Regions from separate parts of the Homo sapiens genome. Here region 2 is linked to region 1. Evidence: chromatin loops called from intact Hi-C (ENCODE). Cell type or tissue: heart right ventricle. All regions are shown on one strand. Each heading gives the region's core, and the rest is flanking DNA. Links, peaks and the distances in the headings are about the cores only. Region 1 has its middle 27 kb from the start of LINC02763. Region 2 overlaps LINC02762 (long intergenic non-protein coding RNA 2762).

Evidence for each region. Peaks named below come from ENCODE experiments on the same cell type or tissue, not always from the same donor. Only the 100,000 strongest peaks of a DNase experiment are listed, where the experiment ranks them.
Region 2: it touches region 1 in a loop (2.1-fold over the local background); 3 of 110 quality-filtered maps call a loop at or near these places.

Annotation. Positions count from the first base shown.
Region 1 is chr11:112,449,767-112,460,297 of GRCh38, forward strand. No RefSeq gene overlaps it. Among named protein-coding and RNA genes, the nearest start is that of LINC02763, 27 kb to the right of the region's middle. In heart right ventricle, for the core only: a CTCF peak has its summit at 4,643 (motif pointing left); no DNase peak of the experiment used is centred there.
Region 2 is chr11:112,316,295-112,326,825 of GRCh38, forward strand. The region is part of intron 2 of LINC02762 (long intergenic non-protein coding RNA 2762); the gene reads left to right. Among named protein-coding and RNA genes, the nearest start is that of LINC02762, 51 kb to the left of the region's middle. In heart right ventricle, for the core only: no CTCF peak of the experiment used is centred there; a DNase peak (open chromatin) is centred at 4,557; H3K27ac peaks cover 1,263 bases.

The DNA of each region.
Region 1 (10,531 bases), core at 1,104-9,103:
GTTCCTTTTTATAACAACCTATTTTTGTCTGTTCTTCTGTCATGAATATAATCTTCTCTTATTTCTCAGAGAATATTACAGTTAAAAAAATTTTCTCCTCCTCTTTCGATTGTCTCTATTTTCATTTTCTGGTTGGTTTGGTCTCCTTTTTTATTCTGCGGATTTTCTTAAAAGGTTTTGGTGTCCTTGGTTGACCTTTCCTATTTAAGAGCAAGGCACTTGGATCTCCATTATGGGTGGTGCTTCACTGTGAGGTGGTCGAGCAGGGAACTTGCTGGTTTATTTAGAAACCCACAAATATCCATGTCTGTAGGTCTGTTCTCTTGGGACATTCAGCTTCCCCGGAGAATAATCTACCAATTTGGAATCTATTCACATAGGATTATAACTTGGAGCTAAGAAATGAAAGGAGGCTGCGAGTCTCACTTTCCTCAAATCCTGATTTTCATTAGGCATCTGTCTGTCACTCTTTTGTTGGCCTGGTCTCCTTCAATATGGAGCCTTTTTGGTTAGTGTAACCACAGAATGAACCACCTATCTCCTGCTGGATTGAGAAAGGGTTGTTGCTCAGCTTTGCAAGAGGTACTCCGGGATCTACTTTTTCACTTTTAGTTCATCTTTTCCATCCCCCAGGTCCACCCCTGCCCTCTGTAGCTCATGGTGCTATAGAGCATGGAGACATCCAGTGTCCTGTCCCATGGTTTGGCACTGGCACACACTTGCTACTCAGCGTTCTCAGGTCTGTGAATACCACCCCTTCTCCTTATCATCCATCAGCTAGTGTTATCACTCACCTTCCATTCTCTTTGTCCATGTGGGTTTATAGCACTTGTAATTCTTTATTCTCATTTCAGTGGTGTACTGGGAGCGAGAAGAGATCTATTTACACGTTTAAACAGCTGTGTTTAACTGATAGTTGGCATGACTGTTTCTATCCTTTTAGTTTTTAAACTTTTTTCCCCTCATTACCTACTTTATATGAAAAATGTAACTCATTTCAACCACAATACAAGCGTCCACCATTAGATGAGGAACTCAGTCCTAGTTCTTAGCTTTATGCAGGAAGGCAGTCAGCCTCTAGTTCTCTGCTGCCTTTTAGGTGTGTTTGGTTTCTATTCTTCCATAGGATTAAAATCTCAGCAGCCACATTTATGGTCCTGTTGCCCTGTTGACCTCATGACTCTAGTCCACTGCAGTTCAACTCCATTTTCACAGAAAAATGTAATCTTGTTTTTTGAAACATACACACATTTCCCCCTCTAGTTTAGAGTTTATAAAGGAGGAGGTCTCTTAAGATACTGGTTCTGCTACTTTGATCATTAGCCCTTCCTGTGACATTTTGGAAGCCCTGAACTTGCTGCAATTTATTTCAATCTTCCATCCTTACCTCTTAATTGAAAGTACTTTTTCTATAGTTTCTTGATTTCCAAACACAGGGGACTCTCTTTAGTTTTTGCCTCATGAACTTCCCTATTGCATTTGATACTTTGTATTGTGTCCTCCTGGAAACTATCGATTCTTTTGGCCTCTGTATGCTGTGTTTTCCCAGTGCCCCCTGTATACCTCTATATCTCCAAACAATCCTTCTGTGACTCATTTGGGACTCCCCTTTTCCATCTGCCACTGAAATATTGGTGTTCCCCTAGGGTTTCAACCTGAGACCTCTGCATTTCTCACTGTACACACTTGTGGTTGACCTCATCCGCAATCACCATTTTAGTTACTAACCAAATGCTGATGTGAATGAAATCTCCATCCTCCATCCATTGCCTTTGGGCAATCTCCAGACCTCTTGCCCAAATTTCAACTCTAAAGCAAACTCTGCTTGCCGTCGCTAACTGAAAGGCCTACAGTCATCTCAAATTCAAGATGCCCAAGGATAAACATGTCATCCGTCTTTCTAATCTTGGTGCTGCTCTTGGATTTTCTGTTGCAATTGATGAATTGTATTTGCCTGTTCATCCAAGCTAGAAACCTGGGAGTCATCCATTATTGAATCCTCTTTCTTCTCACCCTCCATAATCTAGTTATATTTTTAGATTGCCCAGGAACAGAGGCATGGTCAATTTAGCCCAAGTAACAGGAGCCTATTTGGGCAGAAAGGAAGACAGAGGTCTAATGGCAGTGAATCAGGCCTCATAAAAAGTACAAGTAGACCCAAGACAGCTCAAGAAACCTCAGGACTTGCAGTTTGTGGAGCTTCCTGGCCATTGATGTGACTCCAACATCTCTGCCATATTCACCCCTGACATTATTTTTCTTATTATTTTCCCACATCCTGTATCTTTCCCTACATCATAGATTATCTTCATAACTTTGGCTTGGTATGGCCTCTCATGATTCCAACCCTACTTCCTCCTTCACATAGCCTCAACTTGATCTCATTTGGGCCTCTTCTCCTCCTCTTCATAGACTGTTTTCTGTATGTTCAATCTTTTGGGTCTCTGGGATCTAGGTCACATTGCAGGGTACTTGTCAGCTTCCCTTACATCAGGTTCCCATTCCACTCCAAGCACCTGTAACAGGAGGAGAGGTTAACGTGAGATGAAATATGACCACTCCAGTTTGCCCCTGAATGGTCTAGACTGGACATTTATCTGTCACAGGGGAAGCTAGCATAGCAGGTACTATGATTGACAGGTTAGTATATTCCTTACTCAATATATCATCAAGTCCTATCAAATTTATCTTCTGAACAGTTTTCAAGCCTACATCCTTCTCTCCATTCTTAATCTCAATGTTTTGGTTCAAATTCTCATCTTCTTTTATCTGCCCGTGGTGCTAGCGTGGTGCTATCCCTACCTCTGGTCTTGTTCCTTCAAATATATCTTCTGCATAAGCAACAGACTGATGGAACCAAAACACAGCCCATGTCATTTCTCTGCTTAAAAACTTTTAATACCTTACTCCCTTATTACTCCTAGGAACAATTCCAATTTCTATGATTTGACTTTTCCTCTTTGTGATCTTCTTTTAGCAGCTTACTTCCTTTTTATCTGTTTCCTATCCTCTGTCTTATTCCTCCTCCGCTTCCTGCTCCTTCTTCCTGAATTGATCATATTTTCAGTTTTAAGTATACTTAAAATATCTCTGTATTTATTGAATACAATTTGTTACTTGTTTTTAACTAAAATATCTGATGAATTTAATTTCCATTTGTCCCTTAAAAGGAATCCAGAAAAGCTAATCACATTAAGTTGTTTTTCATTTCCACATGATTAATTTTTCTTCCCTGAGGGTCAGTGCTTCATCAACTGTTTTGGCTGATTGCAAAAGCATCATAATCATCTTCTGGAATTCAGTCTCACCCCAATCCAATCCATCTTCTCCATTTATTTTTCAGGAACATCTATCTGATCATGCGTCTCTCCTGTGTAAATACACAAGGCTTCTCTCAGGCCTACTCTCTGCAGCTTCCTCTCTCTCACATCAAATGCCCTCCATGTACTTTCTTCTATAGTCTCCCTGTGAAGGGGCCTCTTCATACCCCCAGCCCCAACCAGGCAGTGGGCTTTAGTCTGCAGGATGATATTATAGTTTCATTTAATCTTTTTTTTTTTTTTTGACATAGAATCTCTGTCACCCAGGCTAGAGTGCAATCATGGCTCACCGCAGCCTCATCCTCCCAGGCTCAAGTGATCCTCCCATCTCGGCCTCCAGAGTAGCTGGGACTATAGGCATGTGGCTAATTTTTTTTTATTTTTAGTAGAGATGAGGTTTCCCTATATTGCTCAGGCTGGTCTTGAACTCCTGGGCTTAAGCAATCCTCCTGCCTTGGCCTCCCAATGTGTTGGGATTATGGGCGTGAGCCACTGCACCCAGCCTACTATTCTATTTATTCTCCTAGAGAATATCACACTAATTTAGGTTTTGGGGCCAATTTCTGTGTGTCCATTTGATACAATCTAACTATTTGAAAAGTGAAAAATTCAGTTCTTTAATGTGCCGTTTTTCTTACTGCCACCAAGATACTGATTTAGCTGTTGGAATGCTGAGCCCAAACTCCTAGCCATTATGATACATGACCTCTGGGGGCAGAGTTGTGCTATTATCACTTTTACTTAGTCTCCTTCCCCTTGGCCCCTCTACTCCAGCAAACCTAGCCCTGTGCTCTCCCTGTAGGTGGTTAATAAATGCTGTGGGTGCAAGAGATTATTTTCTCCAAAGTACTTGGTTACCAGCTACCTATGTCAAGGAGTTAAAAGAGAAAGCCAAAATCAGGCCAGGTGCAGCGGCTCATGCCTATAATCCCAGTGCTTTGAGAGGCCTACATGGGCAGATCACTTGAACCCAGGAGTTCAAGAGTAGCCTGGGCAACATAGCAAGACCCTGTCTCTACCAAAGAAACATAAAAACTAACCTGGCATGGTGGCACCTGCCTGTAGTCCCAGCTACTCTGGAGGCTGGGGCAGGAGGATAGCTTGAGCCCAGGAGGTCAAGGCTACAGTGAACCATGATTGTTCCACTGCGCTCCAGCCTGGGCACACAGCAAGATCCTATCTCAAAATATATATATAGTGTAAATTTATTTTTAAGTCTATGTTTGTTTTAAATCTTTGTCTAAATAGCTAATTCAAGGGTCACTTGAGGCCAACCATGGTGGAGCTTAAAGCACACAACTGGGATTGGTGCCACCTGGAGGGAGATGGGGGTGGTGCATGAGGTGATGCATGGTGGATGACTTCAGTCCAGTGGCTTCTCATTAAGATCAGGCCAACGCCTCCCTGGCAGGCCATTTAGATCTTTAAAAATTGATATATAATAAACTGCACATATTTAAAATATGTGGAATTTGATATGTTTTGACATAGATATATACCTGGGAAACTGTCACCACCATCAAGATAATGAACTCACCTGTCACCCACCAAAGTTTCACTGTTCCCCTTTGTTATCTCTCCCCCCGCTGCTCCGTACTGCCCCACTCTCTCCCCAGGCAACAAATGATCTGCTTTTTGTCACTACTGGTTAAGTTTGCATTTTCTCGAGTTTCATATAAACTATAATATATAGTTGTTTGTGGGGAGGAATCTGGCTTCTTTTAGTCAGCATAATTATTTTGAGATTCATCCATGCTGTTACATGTTCATTCGTTCTTATTGCTGAGTTGTATCGAGTCCATTGTATGGCTCTGTCTCTATTCGATTAATCATTCACCTGTTGTTGGATATTTGGGTTGTTTGCAGTTTTGGACCACTACAAGTAAAGCTGCCATGAACATTCATGTACAACTTTTTGTGCTTTCATTTTCATTTCTCTTGTGTAAATACCTGGGCGTGACATGGATAGGTCATATAGTAGCTGTATGTTTAACTTTTACATTCCTGTCAGCAATGTGTGCTGGTTCCAGTTGCTCTACATCCCCACAACACTTGGTATGGTCAGTCTTACTGATTTTAGCCATTCTAATAGGTATGTAGTGGGCCATTTAGATTTTGAACTTAAAGAAAAATTCAGGTCCCATTCCAGGCCTACTGATTCATAACTTAGGGGGAGAGAGCTTGGGGTGTTGTATTTTTAGAAACAGAGATGGCTGATGGTCAGTCAGTTTGGGATGCCCCAACACTACATCACACTGGTTCCAACTTCTCTGAAGGGGCTCAGATAGGACCCTGACAGAAGTTGGGTGGGAAGGCAGGGAATGGAGACAGAAACCTTTTTCTTCAGGATGAAATGTGTCTAATTAGCTGAGCTTGTGTTGGATCAGCTATCATCGACCAGAGTCAAACCTGTCAGCTTAAAAAAGTCCCTAATTAGAGGAGAAAAACCTTGATTCACCTCCTCTGGAAGATCTGCTCCTATGTCATCGGAGGGAGTGATATTGTGCTGGGTCAGGCAGCACGGCTCAGTGGGGCCAACATCAGAGTCTGCAGAAGAGTCAAAATGGCACCGCAAATCCATTGCAGGAGTCTAGCCACAGTCAAACTCCTTTCCATTCTAAGGTGATAGATACAAGTAGAAAAGAGACAATGTAGAAGAAGTAGCCATGCTCAAAAACAAAGTACAACTTCTGTGGCTAGAAATGGTACAGAAACACACACAAAACAGTCACATGGCTGCTGCTGGAGGTCCACTGGGCTCCAGGACTAGTAGCAGGTTTAGGCAGCCAAGAGTTCATTTCTTGGCGGGTAAAGGGAGACACAGTGCTCCCACAAAAGAGAGTAGACTAGAGTTTGGTTTGCTGCTTATAGGAAGGGGCTAGGGTAGGGTTTTCCTGTCTGGGAAAGGGGCCAAAAGGAGTTGTTGCCAGGGCCAGCTTGTTGGAATTTGATCTAATACATATTGAGCATTTGCTATGTGTCATGCAGTATTCTAAGCTTCTTGTTTGGATTAATGTTCTTAATTCTCACAGTGCTATGAGGTAGATTCAATTACTATCATCATTTTAGAGATAAGACAAAGAAAGATTGTTATGTTTATTGCCTTAAACCAGACAGCGAGTAAGTACAGAGCAAGGGTTAACACCAAGGTGTATGGCTCCCCAGTCTGTGGGCTGGACCACCACCCCAGGGCCTCACAGTGAGTTGCAAGACAAGTGAAGTTGAAGGAAGCAGATACAGTCTTGCAGCTAGACTCTGAAAGAAGCCACATACTAGGGCAGTGCCAGGACCTGTGATCCCAGTAACATGGCAGGTCAAGAATGATCGATAGATGATGGATTCTGTTCTAGGGGCCCTACAGTCTGGCTGGAGGGCACCTGAAATATTTCAAGAGTGGGAGGAAGTTATAGAGCAAGAATAAGAGTGAGCAAGTGAGTACAAGGGAAAGAAAGAAAAAGCTTCCTCTGAAAATGAGCCTGCAAACAAAAATTCTAAAACACACAAGGGAGAGCGATATGGAGACACAGCCAACAACAAAAACACATGGTCAGTGAGATCACTTTAGATAAAATGAGACTATTAGAGCAATGTGAAAATGATTTTAAAATAAGTCTACTTATGATCTTTAAAGAAATAAAGAATGATATACTAACCACTAAAAGTACAAGGATATTTAAAACAGAAAGGCAGAAATGAAATACAAACCACTATAAAAAAGAATTAAATAGAAAGCCCATGAATAAAAAATATTTTGAATAAGTTGAAGAGAGAATTAGTGAATCAAAAGATTATACTGAGGGATTCACCTAGAATGCAGAACAGTAAGCTAATGAGATAAAAAATATGAAGGAGCAGATAATAGTGATAGCCAGCTATTTTTAAATTTGCCAGTGGACAAAATGCTTTACATTGCTATTTCATGTAAACTTTATGACTAACCTTTGAAATGAGTGTCTTCATTTCCCCCCACCAATGTTATGCACAAGTAATAACATCGGCAGATTCACCCTTTTCTTGGTCCAGTCTCTTTTATTTCTTTTGTTTTATCACAATCATACCCCCTACATATAAAATACATCCTATATAAAATAATTACACAATCATTTTATATAATTATAAAAGTTATACATATTTATAATAGAAAATGGAGCAAGTATACAAGCAGAAATCATCTGTAATTCTCAAACCCAGGGATCCCCAGTCCTCGGGCCATGGCGGCACAGCAGGAGATGAATGGCTGTCCAGTGAGCATTACCACCTGAGCTCCACCTGTCAGATCAACGGTGGCATTAGATTCTCATAGGAGCAAGAACCCTATTATGAACTGCACGTATGAGGGATCTAGGTTGTGTGCTCCTTATGAGAGTCAAACTAATGCCTGATGATCTGAGGTGGAACAGTTCCACCCTGAAACCATCCCCCGCACCCTTGGTCTGTGGAAAAATTGTCTTCATGTAACCGGTCCCTGGTGCCAAAAAGGTTGGGGATGGCTGCTCTAACCCACCAATATCTACTGGATCAGGATCTTACTGTGTTTCCTTCTAGGCTCTATTCTGTGTCACACATATATGTACATATATTTGATGTTATCTATAATAATTATTATGGTATTTTAAATATATTATTTTTAAACCATTAAATATTTAACATTAAAATTAAATATTTAACCAATTAATATTATTTAATATTATAGCATGAGTTTTTCTCATATTAAAATTCTTAGAAAAACTTCCTATCAACTGCCTAATAGACGCACTATAATATTTTTTGACCATATCTCTGCTGTCAAGTTTTAAGCAAGTTCAAATTTTCCACTGATACAAATAACACTTTATACATAAATCTGTGTATCTCTATTTACTTTGGATTTTTTCTCTTTGGGATATTTAATTTAGGAAGTGTTTAAATTTCCATATTTTCCACCTAAAAACTTTTGTTATGAATTACTAGTTTTGTTATGTTGTCAGGGAATGTTGCTTATACAATGTATGCATTTAGGAACTTATGAAGCTTTCTTTGTAGCTCAGTATCAACTTTTGTAAATGTTTCATGAGCACATGAAAAGAAGGTGTATTTAGTGATTGTAGGGTACATTGTTTGATGTATTTTTATTAATTCAATTCCATTAATTTTATTCTTCAAATCCTCTATATCTTTACTTATTTTTCTTTTCTTAATCTATCAAGAAAGAGTGGGTGGCTTAGTGTTCCATGACAATTATATATATCAATTTTCCCATGTGTTTCCAACAATTTTTGCTTTTATTTGCTGAGTTATTTGACATATAAAAATTTGTGAATAGTATATTTTCATTGTGGATTATAACTTTTATAAATGTAAAGTGACATTTTATGTTTCGTTGAATGCATTTTGCTTGAATAAAACCTTTCCAGAATTTAACATTGCCACTCTGTGCTGTACTATTTCGCATTTGCCTGAAAAATCGTTATTCATTCTTTTATTTCACACCATTTTTTGCTATTTTGCTTTATGTCTATTTCTCACAGTCAAGCTATTGTAAGATTTGAGTTTGTTGCACAATTGGAGAATAGTTTTATTAGGGTAGTTAAACTCTTTATATTTATTTAGTGATTGATTTATTTTTTTATTTGCCACCTATTTTATGCTTCTCATTTTTATGCTTCTTTGCTTTTTCTTTGTTTTCTATCTAAAGCTATATGGAATGTGTTTTATGTCTTTTGATATTATTCAGTGACTTGGAAGACATATTCTATTTTAAATTATGTTACCAATTACTTTTAAGTATTAGAAACATTGAAACGTGTACTTTAAAAAGTTTTCATTGTGATATAAAACATGTAAAAATGTATTGTATACCAGAAAATTACTAAGAGAGTAGATTTTTAAATGTTTTCATCACAAAAGTGAGATTATATATGTGTTAATTAGTCTGATGTAGACATTCCAAAATGTATATACACATCAAAACATCATGTTGTACACCATAAATACAATTTTCATTTGTCAATTAAAAAAACACAAATAATTAAAAATGCATAAAATACATATGTTCAGTTTATTGAATAATTATTAAGCAAATACCTATATAAATACGAACTTTTACTTTCACTTTCTGTATCCTTATGGTTTTGACGTGCTTCCTATTGGAATGATATGACATGGTTTTTATTTAATCCAGCATGACGATCTTTGTTTTTTTATTTGAGTGTTCAGTTCATTTAGATTTAAGGCAGTTGCCCATATGTTTTCATTTTAAATCTACCACCTTATTTTGTGGTTTCCATTTGTTCAACCTTTTCTGTTTCTTTTACATTACTTTATTGCGTTTATTTGGACTTAAGGAGTATTTTAGATAATCATTTCAATTTTTTTTGGCCAGTTTGGAAATATTTATTCTGTTTCTATTCATTTGGTGGTTACCTGAAAAATTACTATGTGTGTACTTAACTTATCAAAGTCTGAAGGAAATTGATTTTTTAAGTCTCCCTCTGGTAAATACAAGCACCTTAGATTATTTTAAGTTTTCCTGGCTTATACATTACTGTTGTCATACATTTTAGTTCTTTGCTTCTTATGCCTTGAAGCATTTAATAAAACTGTTTTATATAGCCAATATTTAGATTTATCCAAATATTCACTATGTTCTTAGTTCCTTATTTCTTCTTTTATCTCAGACTTATATAGGATTACTTTCTACCTGAAGTACATCCTTTAGAATTCCCATTGGCTAGGGTCTGCTGATAGTGAATTGTCAGATATTGTTGGTCTGAAAATGTCTTTATTTCACTCTCATTTTTGAAAAAATTATATATATATAATTTTAGTATATATTAATTATATATAACAGGACTTATATGATTAATATGTAACATGTTATTAATATATGGTATATAAAATTATATTTTATATAATTATATATAAATTACATATTATATATATAAAATATCCCCTATATATATCTATAGATAGATATAGATATAGATATAGATATAGATATAGATATAGATATAGATATAGATATAGAGGCCAGGAATAGAATTTCTGATTGGCAGTTGTTTCCTTTCAGTACATTGGAACGTTGGAGATACTGTTTTGGCTCCTGGCTGTTGTCGTTGCTGCTAAGAAGTTGGCTATTAGTGCAACTACTGCTATGTTGAAGTAATCTATCTTTTAGAATTAAAACAATTTTTTTCTCTGTGTTCTTCAATTTATATATGTTGGGGTTGGGT
Region 2 (10,531 bases), core at 1,249-9,248, 130 kb before region 1:
GACTATTTTTTCTGGCTTGAGCTAAAGAGAGGCTACAAGCCCTCCATCTCAGCATTTTCTAAAGTGTACTCTGCTAAGTACTAATTCAGTGGAATTAGGGTGGGTAGGAGATGTTTGTGTGGGACAGCACTCCACCCATTCTGTGGATGGACAGTGGGTGGAAGAGTTCCATGATGAAGTCAGTTGGGAAATTGTGGACTGAACAGGCCTGTTTGCGGCAGGAATTCTCAGGACCTTTATCATACCAATGTGCATTGTGACTTTCTAAGAGAGGGCTATCATAGGCTGTGCTCCTACTGTTTGTTTAGCTATAGAGCCCTTGCTACAAGTGTTTCACCAAACCTACTTTGGGAAATAGAGTCTAACTTGAATGAAGATTCATCCTGCTGATTTTCCTAAGTCATCAACACCAAACGACTCACAATCTATACTTCTCTCAACTAACCCAGAAATAGTTTGATATTTATATTATTATAAGCTCTTACCCAAAGAGTGTTGAAACTTGATTTTATATTTCCTTTCTAGTTTATTAAAAATTCCAATTTGTGTCTGTGTAACTCAAAATGGGAGCCTGGAACCATGTTTACTCTTCTGATGACCCGGAAAGGCAGTCATCTGCAATTTACAGATGGGGACACAAAAGCTCCGAGAGGTTTAGTCATTGGCTCAGGGTCTTGCAGCTGGTAACAGAGATGTGGACGTGGGTTTTTCTAGCTTTTCTCTCAGCAGGTGAAGGAAGGGCAGGTTTTCCTTGCTTGGTGTCTGTCTTGCCCACAAGAATATAAACACTTTCCATGAGGGCAGGGACTTTGTTTTGTTCACTTCGGTGTCTCCAGTGCCCAGTGTTCCAGTGCACATGGTATGTGCTCTGAATATGTTTATTCAAGGAAGGAATTACTATCTTCTCATCTATGCAATAAAAATGCATTAAATGTCTCTTCTACGTCCCCAAGAATGCAGGTCTGAGAAAGTGCAGCTGAAAACACAAACTTGGTGAGGCCAAGTCAAACGATAAAGCCAAGCTGTTTTGGGGCACAGAGAAAAATGAGTTCACTTTGTGGGAGTGCTGGAGTGCTGTCTCTGAATCCTGACTTCTTTTAAAGTTAAAAGAAAGAAAAGAATATTAAGTACATGCGCCTGGGGAAAAATCATTAAAATAGTACAGAAAGGTATGAAATAAAACATAAGTCTTCCTCTTCACCTCCATTGCTAGTCCTGTTCTTCACTCAACTTTCTTGAGGGGAGAAAGCATTGGTGGTGGTTTTGTTCATAACTCAAATAATATGCTTATATTTGCATTTCTTGATTCATCAATATGAAGTAGTAGCTATTGACTCCTCTCTATGATAGATGAGGCATGTATCTCCCCAACTTCTGCCTGCCAATTTTTGTTATATTTTTATTCTTCTATGTATTTCCTCTATAATTTAAAACAAGGTGCCTAAACCATCATTCTTTGATTCATTAACTTAGTATGTCTTGTTTCTCTATCATGTAATGTAAGGAAATTAACTCCATGTTGCCTCCTTTCTCTTCCCCCCAATATTGGTCAGCGCTAACTTTACTTTTATGTTGTCAAAGTGTAGAACATTTACATTTCATATTGTACCCAAAACTAGACCCTTTCTTGCTTTGTTTATATGTAAGTTGATGCTGAAAATTGAAAATCAATACATGGCTTTAACAATAGTGTGATTTTGTAAAGATTATTTGCTGCAGAACCAGAAGAGTGTTTGTCTTTATGGAGGAGATGTAATCCTATGTCCAGATGTAATCTTTGCTCTTCAAAAGAGGTTGTTCCAAGCATCAAGGTAAACAGAATCTTGCTGTATGCTAACAATTCTTCAATATAATAACTCATTTTCAATCTGGAACACGAGTCTTATTCTGGAATTTATAATTGCGTGTGTCTGTTTTCTGGTTGACATGCCTTCACCATGTTACTAAGAATTTCCAACTTCTTAATCATTCTATTTGGAAAGTGGCCAATTTGGAACAGACTTTCTAGCTGTGTCATCCTGAACTTTTCTGATGCACTCCTTAGTTCTACCATTTGCTAGGTCCCATATCTTTCTTTCTTAGGTTTGAGGGACTGAATAAATAAATGGATAATAGCCAAACCATATTAAAAAACAAAACACTGACTCACAGGCTGCAGCAACCATCCCAGGAAACCAAAACATTATCTACAGTAACCAGCCCAAGAAGCCTGCTTATTATCTATAAGTCAGATGGATAGTAAGTCAGACCACTGTCTCCAGCACCCAGCCCAAGAGGCCTAACAATAACCTCAGAAACAATGGGCCTCCAACAGCCAGGACTTGATTAATATCTGACAGCATCCCTAATTTTTGTCTCTGCTTCCAATTTGGGACCAACCAGAGAGAGCTGTATATGCACCTGTAATCAATCCTATGGGATGCCGAGCTTCTAGTTAGTCCACCTGCAACCTCCCCATGCCAACAGCCTCCAGTCAGGGCATACCTGAAACCTTTCCTTTTTTCCACTATACAGCTTTCCCATTTTTCTGCTTGTTTTTGAGTCTCTGCCAAAATGCAATGGATGGTGGCTGACTCTCTTGCTAGAGCAAGCTCTGAATAAATAGCCTTTGCTTGTTCTCATTTGATTGGTGCTTGTTTATTTCCAAAGCTTCCTTTTTGTTTGTTTTCTTTTCTGGAGCATATCCTGAGGCAACTTTTTTTTTCAGGTAAAATTTCTGGGTCTTGGCAGGTCTGAAAATATCTTTATTTTTGTCCTCTTCCTTGGGTGGCTTCTGGGTTCAAAATAAGTTAACTCAAAATTTTGTAGGAATTACTTCACTGTCTCCTAGCATCCAGAATTGTCGTTGAGAAGATTATCAATCTTTTGTAGGTAAATTGCTTCCTGCAGTGGTTTTAGAAACTTTCCCTTTTCCATGTACTGAAACCGCATGAGGATATTTATGTCTAAGTATGAGTCTTTTGAGAATCATCCTGCTTAGTACTTGGTGGGCCTTTTGGCATAGAGACTTGAAATATTTATTTTATTCTTTTCTCCCTTCCTTTCTCTTGGTTCTTTCTCTCTGTCTCGACTTCTATGAGATAGATATAGGCTCTAATTAATCTTCTGTGTCTCTAATTTTTTCCCTCATATAATTTTTGTCTTTTTACTTTCCATGTTAGAATACTTTCTTGTATTTCTTCTTCAATAGTTATATATAACTATTCCAGTTCAAGACCAGCCTGTCCAACATAGTAAAACCCCGTCTCTAATAAAAATACAAAAATTAGCCAGGTGTGGTGGCGTGTGCTTGTACGCCTAGCTACTTGGGAAGCTGAGACAGGAGAATTGCTTGAACCTAGGATGTGGAGGTTACAGTGAGCTGAGATTGCACCACTGCACTCTGGCCTGGGTGAGAGAGTGAGACTGTGTCTCAAAAAAATTAAAAAAAAAATTATCATTTTGGTGGATTTTGGGGGTGATCTGCTTTGTCTACTCACCTTTCAATGAACTCAAGTGCATTTTTTGGTCAGACTCAGAGTGGAAATAGAACAAAGACTCTCGGATTGAAGGCAAATCAATTCATCGTATATTTTATTGCCATTACCCCAAAGCACCCTGCAAGCCACAAATAGAGAACATGGGGCAAAGAGGCAATGACAAGCGGGGCTGGAGGTCCTTTTGTCCTTTACTGTGTCTAAGTGATTTGGGTAGATGGCAGATCCTGAGGGAGTACACTTGTGGCCGGGGGAGATTTGCAGGGCTCTGCCACATTCTCACTGTTCTGAGGATGCTCAAATAATATTGCACAGAAACAGTGGAATTTGTTTGAAAGGGCACTCGGAGTTTATTTTGCTCTCTCCTAATTTCTTCCTCCAAGCAGAAGTCAGAGTTATAGTAACCTAGCTTTGGAATAACAAGTTATATGTTTCTCAGACAATTAAAAAATATGTTCATAAACAACTTTGCAGAGAAGGGGAAAAAACTGCAGAAAAGCTGGCTCAACCATTTTGTGAACTGATTAGAAAAAAGAAGACTCTGGCATTATTCCTTGTATATTGTGCATAGATTTCGAGGAGAGAGAGAAGTCATTGCCTGGCATCCAGTCTGGAGTGGCTGGGGTATTCTTCAGATCTACAATGACAAAAGCTAAGGGACAATGATGCTAAGATGTCAGACAGTGTCTGCACCTTGTTCCAGCAGGAGCCAGTGGTCCTCACACTGTGACAGGGCATTGGTTCTGCATGGATACCACATCTTTTCCTGTAGTGAGCCCAAGTACACGCCAGGGTCACACAGCCAGCAAGAGGCAGAGCTAGGATTCGTACCTAGGACTCTTTGATCTCACAGTGTGTGTCCTTTCTTCCACAGCATTGCCTTGCATCATTTATTTAAAGAATTAAGCATCCAAAAGGCAAGAATAATGTGCACATCAGCCATGAACATGGGTGGGAATAAACTGTAATGTGCCACTGTGGTTCAGGGAAAGGAGTGCTCGGTAGGGCTGAATGGAGTATGTCCTGTCCACATTCCACCCAAGCCGCAGGGACGCACAGGCCTGGCCTAGTGCCAATACTCAGTCAGCATGTGCTGTTGAATGAACAAGCTGGGGCAGCCAGAAGAAGTTTTGTGGAAAAGGCAGGACTTGAGCTGGGCTTTGAAGATACGTAGGTCTGGGAGGGCAGAGAGGGCAGAAAGAGCATCCCAGGTCCCGAGAAACAGGATAGAGCAGATTATGAAGGTGGGGGCAAAGAATGGGGTTGCAAACCCATGGCAGATCAACTGGAAGCAGCAGCAAAGGCCGAGTGACAGCAAGCCCTAAACATCAGTAACAGAGCCTGGAGAGGAAAGGATGAAGGCATTGATTCGTGGGAAAGTTGTGCTGTCTTTAAGTATGTAGCCACGAGGAAGATCCCTTGATTTCTGAAAATGAATGAAGTTAGCTAATCCAATGAAATAATAATAAGAGCTATTTTACTGTGTCCTTGCCATGACCACAGACTTTGCTCAGTGCTTTACGTACATTACCTGAGCTAATCCTAACCTCTCTTTGTGAGGTAGATTCATTATCCCTGTTTCAAAAGATGGAGAAATGGAGGCTTCGAGAAACTCAGAGAGGTGAAGAAACTTGCCCAAGTCACACAGCCAGCAAGGACAGAGCAAGAAGTTAAAGCCAGTTGTGTCTGTCTCTGAAGTTCTCTCTTAATGGCTAGGTTTGAGTGCTTCCCACAACAGGTACATTTGGCTGATACTGCAAAAATGACGGTCCCTGGGTTAACGGGAGGCATGTCTGGCTGCTAGGTCATCCGAGAGGCAGATTGGGGCAGGTTTCTAGGAAGTATAGGCTCGCCTTGCGGAGGACCAGGTTGGCACAGTTTGACTGCTGTGCACTAAGGCAGGGCACAGAGCTGATGCCCTCAAGGTCAATTCCAGCCACATTTCTCTGTGATTCTATGACTCAAAAGCTTGGAAACAACCTCAAAGGATTAAATAAATGAGGGAACAAAGTATTTGCTCTCCTCTATTAAGCCTTGGCTGGGAGTCTTTCTTCCACACTCCTCACATGCAAAATGCTGTTTGTGGGAGCAGATTAACATTTCAAACCACTTCCTGCAATTAGACGGGAACACCTGGTTTTGCAATAACTCTCATTTTCTGTGTGTGCTGAGAGGTTTTTGAAATTCCCATGCTCAGTGGATTACCCTAATGGCTGGTCACCAGCTGTTACGTTGGCATGTTGCACAACAATTTATTGCAGCTCCCCACAGGCATTTGGCAGAGGCCCCAGCAAAATCAGGTAGCAGGTTAATGCTGACGCCTTCACTTCCTCCTGTCACATGGGGCCCAGGATCCTCTTCAGTGATAAGTGGCTCAGGCTTAGGGGGAGAGTGTCAGGAGCTGGAGACCATGTAGGGCAGCAAGAAGAACCCTTCTTGCCTCAGCATCTGGGTTGATTAATCAAAGCCGAAGGTGTGGGCAGGGGGCAATTTGAGGATGGGAGTTTGAGAGATGTATCGTCTGTGAAACCGTACACTGCTCTGTGAAGCCTTAGCCACACATCATTATTTGTGGACTTTATACCAACATTATTGATGGAGACAGCAAGTTTTGGAGTCTTTTTAAACAGCAACAATCATCCCCTCGCCCCTGCAAACAAACAAACAAAAATCTAGGATCTAGGTAGAAAGATAGCAGACATTTATTGGTTTTCCTTGGATGTCCTAACATCAAGCTGTCTTCCCCATTGCGTGTAATATTGCTGGGAGGCAGGGCCCTGCCTCTGTCCTCAGAAACCAACTTGGGGGAGGTTCTCTGTGTCCTGGCTCCTGACCTCAGGACACAAGCATGGGACTTGAGCCAGTCCAATTACGCACTCCCACCCAGGACTTTGAATCTGACGCCAGGACTTCAAAGATGCAAACAGAAAGGTGAAAGAAAGGATAATTAGCATTCATCCATGGGTGTCATCACAGCATCTGGCGGTGGCAGTGCCCTGACAAATGTCTTTACTAAAGTGTGGCCGTATTACCTGCCCTCAGATGCTTGGCTCATGGCACTTTCCAGGACTGGAGATCAGTTTTAGAAGACAGTTGTTGAGTCTAAGAGCTCCTTAGAGTCATCCATGGCCATTGTCAAATAAACAAATCCGGACTTAGAATGGATTTTATGGGAAGGATTATTTCAAGGGGTGGGATAGGAAGGGACTATTGCAATAGAGAGAATGCTCTGACCATAATAGAGTCATTCCCCCTTCTCCAAGAGGGACGTGTTCCAAGACCCCCAGTGGAGTGTGAAACCGTGGATAGTAGCAAACCCTATATATTTAATGTTTTTTTTCCCTATACATACATATCTATGATAAATTTTAGCTTATAAATTAGGCAAGTAAGAGACTAACAATAGTAACTAACAATAAATAAATAAATAATAAAAATAAAAAATTATATCAATATACTGTAATAAAAGTTACGTGAATGTGATCTTTCTCTCAAAGTATCTTAGCGAATTGTACTCACTTTTTAAAAATTATACTTTAAGTTCTAGGGTACATGTGCACAACGTGCAGGTTTGTTACATAGGTATACATGTGCCATATTGGTTTGCTGCACCCATCAACTCGTCATTTACATTAGGTATTTCTCCTAATGCTATCCCTCCCCCAGGCCCCAGCCCCCCTGACAGGCCCCAGTGTGTGATGTTCCCTGCCCTGTGTCCATGTGTTTTCCTTGTTCAACTCCCACCTATGAATGAGAACATGTGGTGTTTGGTTTTCTGTCCTTGTGATAGTTTGCTTAGAAAGATGGTTTCCAGCTTTATCCATGTCCCTGCAAAGGACATGAACTCATCCGTTTTCATGGCTGCATAGTATTCCATGGTGTATATGTGCCACATTTTCTTAATCCAGTCTATCATTGATGGACATTTGGGTTGGTTCCAAGTCTTTGCTATTGTGAATAGTGCCACAATAAACATACATGTGCATGTGTCTTTATAGTAGCATGACTTATAATCCTTTGGGTATATACTCAGTAATGGGATGGCTGGGTCAAATGGTATTTCTAGTTCTAGATCCTTGAGGAATCACCACACTGTCTCTCACAATGGTTGAACTAATTTACACTCCCACCAACAGTGTAAAAGCATTCCTGTTTCTCCACATCCTCTCCAGCATCTGTTGTTTCCTGACTTTTTAATGATTGCTATTCTAACTGGCGTGAGATGGTACCTCATTGTGGTTTTGATTTGCATTTCTCTGATGATCAGTGATGATGAGCATTTTTTCGTATGTCTGTTGGCTGCATAGATGGCTTCTTTGAGAAGTGTCTGGTCATATCCTTTGCCCACTTTTTGATGGAGTTGTTTGCTTTTTTCTTGTAAATTTGTTTAAGTTCTTTGTAGATTCTGGATATTAGCCCTTTGTAAGACGGGTAGACTGCAAAAATTTTCTCCCATTCTGTAGGCTGCCTGTTCACTCTGATGATAGTTTCTTTTTTTTTTTTTTAATTTTTTTTATTATACTTTAAGTTTTAGGGTACATGTGCACATTGTGCAGGTTAGTTACATATGTATACATGTGCCATGCTGGTGCGCTGCACCCACTAACTCGTCATCTAGCATTAGGTATATCTCCCGATGCTATCCCTCCCCCCTCCCCCTACCCCACAGCAGTCCCCAGAGTGTGATATTCCCCTTCCTGTGTCCATGTGATCTCATTGTTCAGTTCCCACCTATGAGTGAGAATATGCGGTGTTTGGTTTTTTGTTCTTGCGATAGTTTACTGAGAATGATGATTTCCAATTTCATCCATGTCCCTACAAAGGACATGAACTCATCATTTTTTATGGCTGCATAGTATTCCATGGGTGTATATGTGCCACATTTTCTTAATCCAGTCTATCATTGTTGGACATTTGGGTTGGTTCCAAGTCTTTGCTATTGTGAATAATGCCGCAATAAACATATGTGTGCCTGTGTCTTTATAGCAGCATGATTTATAGTCCTTTGGGTATATACCCAGTAATGGGATGGCTGGGTCAAATGGTATTTCCAGTTCTAGATCCCTGAGGAATCGCCACACTGACTTCCACAATGGTTGAACTAGTTTACAGTCCCACCAACAGTGTAAAAGTGTTCCTATTTCTCCACATCCTCTCCAGCACCTGTTGTTTCCTGACTTTTTAATGATTGCCATTCTAACTGGTGTGAGATGGTATCTCATTGTGGTTTTGATTTGCATTTCTCTGATGGGCAGTGATGATGAGCATTTTTTCATGTGTTTTTTGGCTGCATAAATGTCTTCTTTTGAGAAGTGTCTGTTCATATCCTTCGCCCACTTTTTGATGGGGTTGTTTTTTTTTTCTTGTAAATTTGTTTGAGTTCATTGTAGATTCTGGATATTAGCCCTTTGTCAGATGAGTAGGTTGTGAAAATTTTCTCCCATTTTGTAGGTTGCCTGTTCACTCTGATGGTAGTTTCTTTTGCTGTGCAGAAGCTCTTTAGTTTAATTAGATCCCATTTGTCAATTTTGTCTTTTGATGCCATTGCTTTTGGTGTTTTAGACATGAAGTCCTTGCCCATGCCTATGTCCTGAATGGTAATGCCTAGGTTTTCTTCTAGGGTTTTTATGGTTTTAGGTCTAACGTTTAAGTCTTTAATCCATCTTGAATTGATTTTTGTATAAGGTGTAAGGAAGGGATCCAGTTTCAGTTTTCTACATATGGCTAGCCAGTTTTCCCAGCACCATTTATTAAATAGGGAATCCTTTCCCCATTGCTTGTTTTTGTCAGGTTTGTCAAAGATCAGATAGTTGTAGATATGCGGCATTATTTCTGAGGGCTCTGTTCTGTTCCATTGATCTATATCTCTGTTTTGGTACCAGTACCATGCTGTTTTGGTTACTGTAGCCTTGTAGTATAGTTTGAAGTCAGGTAGTGTGATGCCTCCAGCTTTGTTCTTTTGGCTTAGGATTGACTTGGCGATGCGGGCTCTTTTTTGGTTCCATATGAACTTTAAAGTAGTTTTTTCCAATTCTGTGAAGAAAGTCATTGGTAGCTTGATGGGGATGGCATTGAATCTGTAAATTACCTTGGGCAGTATGGCCATTTTCATGATATTGATTCTTCCTACCCATGAGCATGGAATGTTCTTCCATTTGTTTGTATCCTCTTTTATTTCCTTGAGCAGTGGTTTGTAGTTCTCCTTGAAGAGGTCCTTCACATCCCTTGTAAGTTGGATTCTTAGGTATTTTATTCTCTTTGAAGCAATTGTGAATGGGAGTTCACTCATGATTTGGCTCTCTGTTTGTCTGTTGTTGGTGTATAAGAATGCTTGTGATTTTTGTACATTGATTTTATATCCTGAAACTTTGCTGATGTTGCTTATCAGCTTAAGGAGATTTTGGGCTGAGACAATGGGGTTTTCTACATATACAGTCATGTCGTCTGCAAACAGGGACAGTTTGACTTCCTCTTTTCCTAATTGAATACCCTTTATTTCCTTCTCCTGCCTAATTGCCCTGGCCAGAACTTCCAACACTATGTTGAATAGGAGTGGTGAGAGAGGGCATCCCTGTCTTGTGCCAGTTTTCAAAGGGAATGCTTCCAGTTTTTGCCCATTCAGTATGATATTGGCTGTGGGTTTGTCATAGATAGCTCTTATTATTTTGAAATACGTCCCATCAATACCTAATTTATTGAGAGTTTTTAGCATGAAGCGTTGTTGAATTTTGTCAAAGGCTTTTTCTGCATCTATTGAGATAATCATGTGGTTTTTGTCTTTGTGATGACAGTTTCTTTTGCTGCGCAGAAGCTCTTTAGTTTAATTAGATCCCATTTGTCTATTTTGGCTTTTGTTGCCATTGTTTTTTGTGTTTCAGTCATGAAGTCTTTGTCCATGCCTATGTCCTGAATGGTATTGCCTAGGTTTTCTTCTAGGGTTTTTATGGTTTTAGGTTTTACATTTAAGTCTTTAATCCATCTTGAGTTAATGTTTTATACAGTGTAAGGAAGGGATCTAGTTTCAGCTTTCTACATAGGCCATACTTTCTACATAG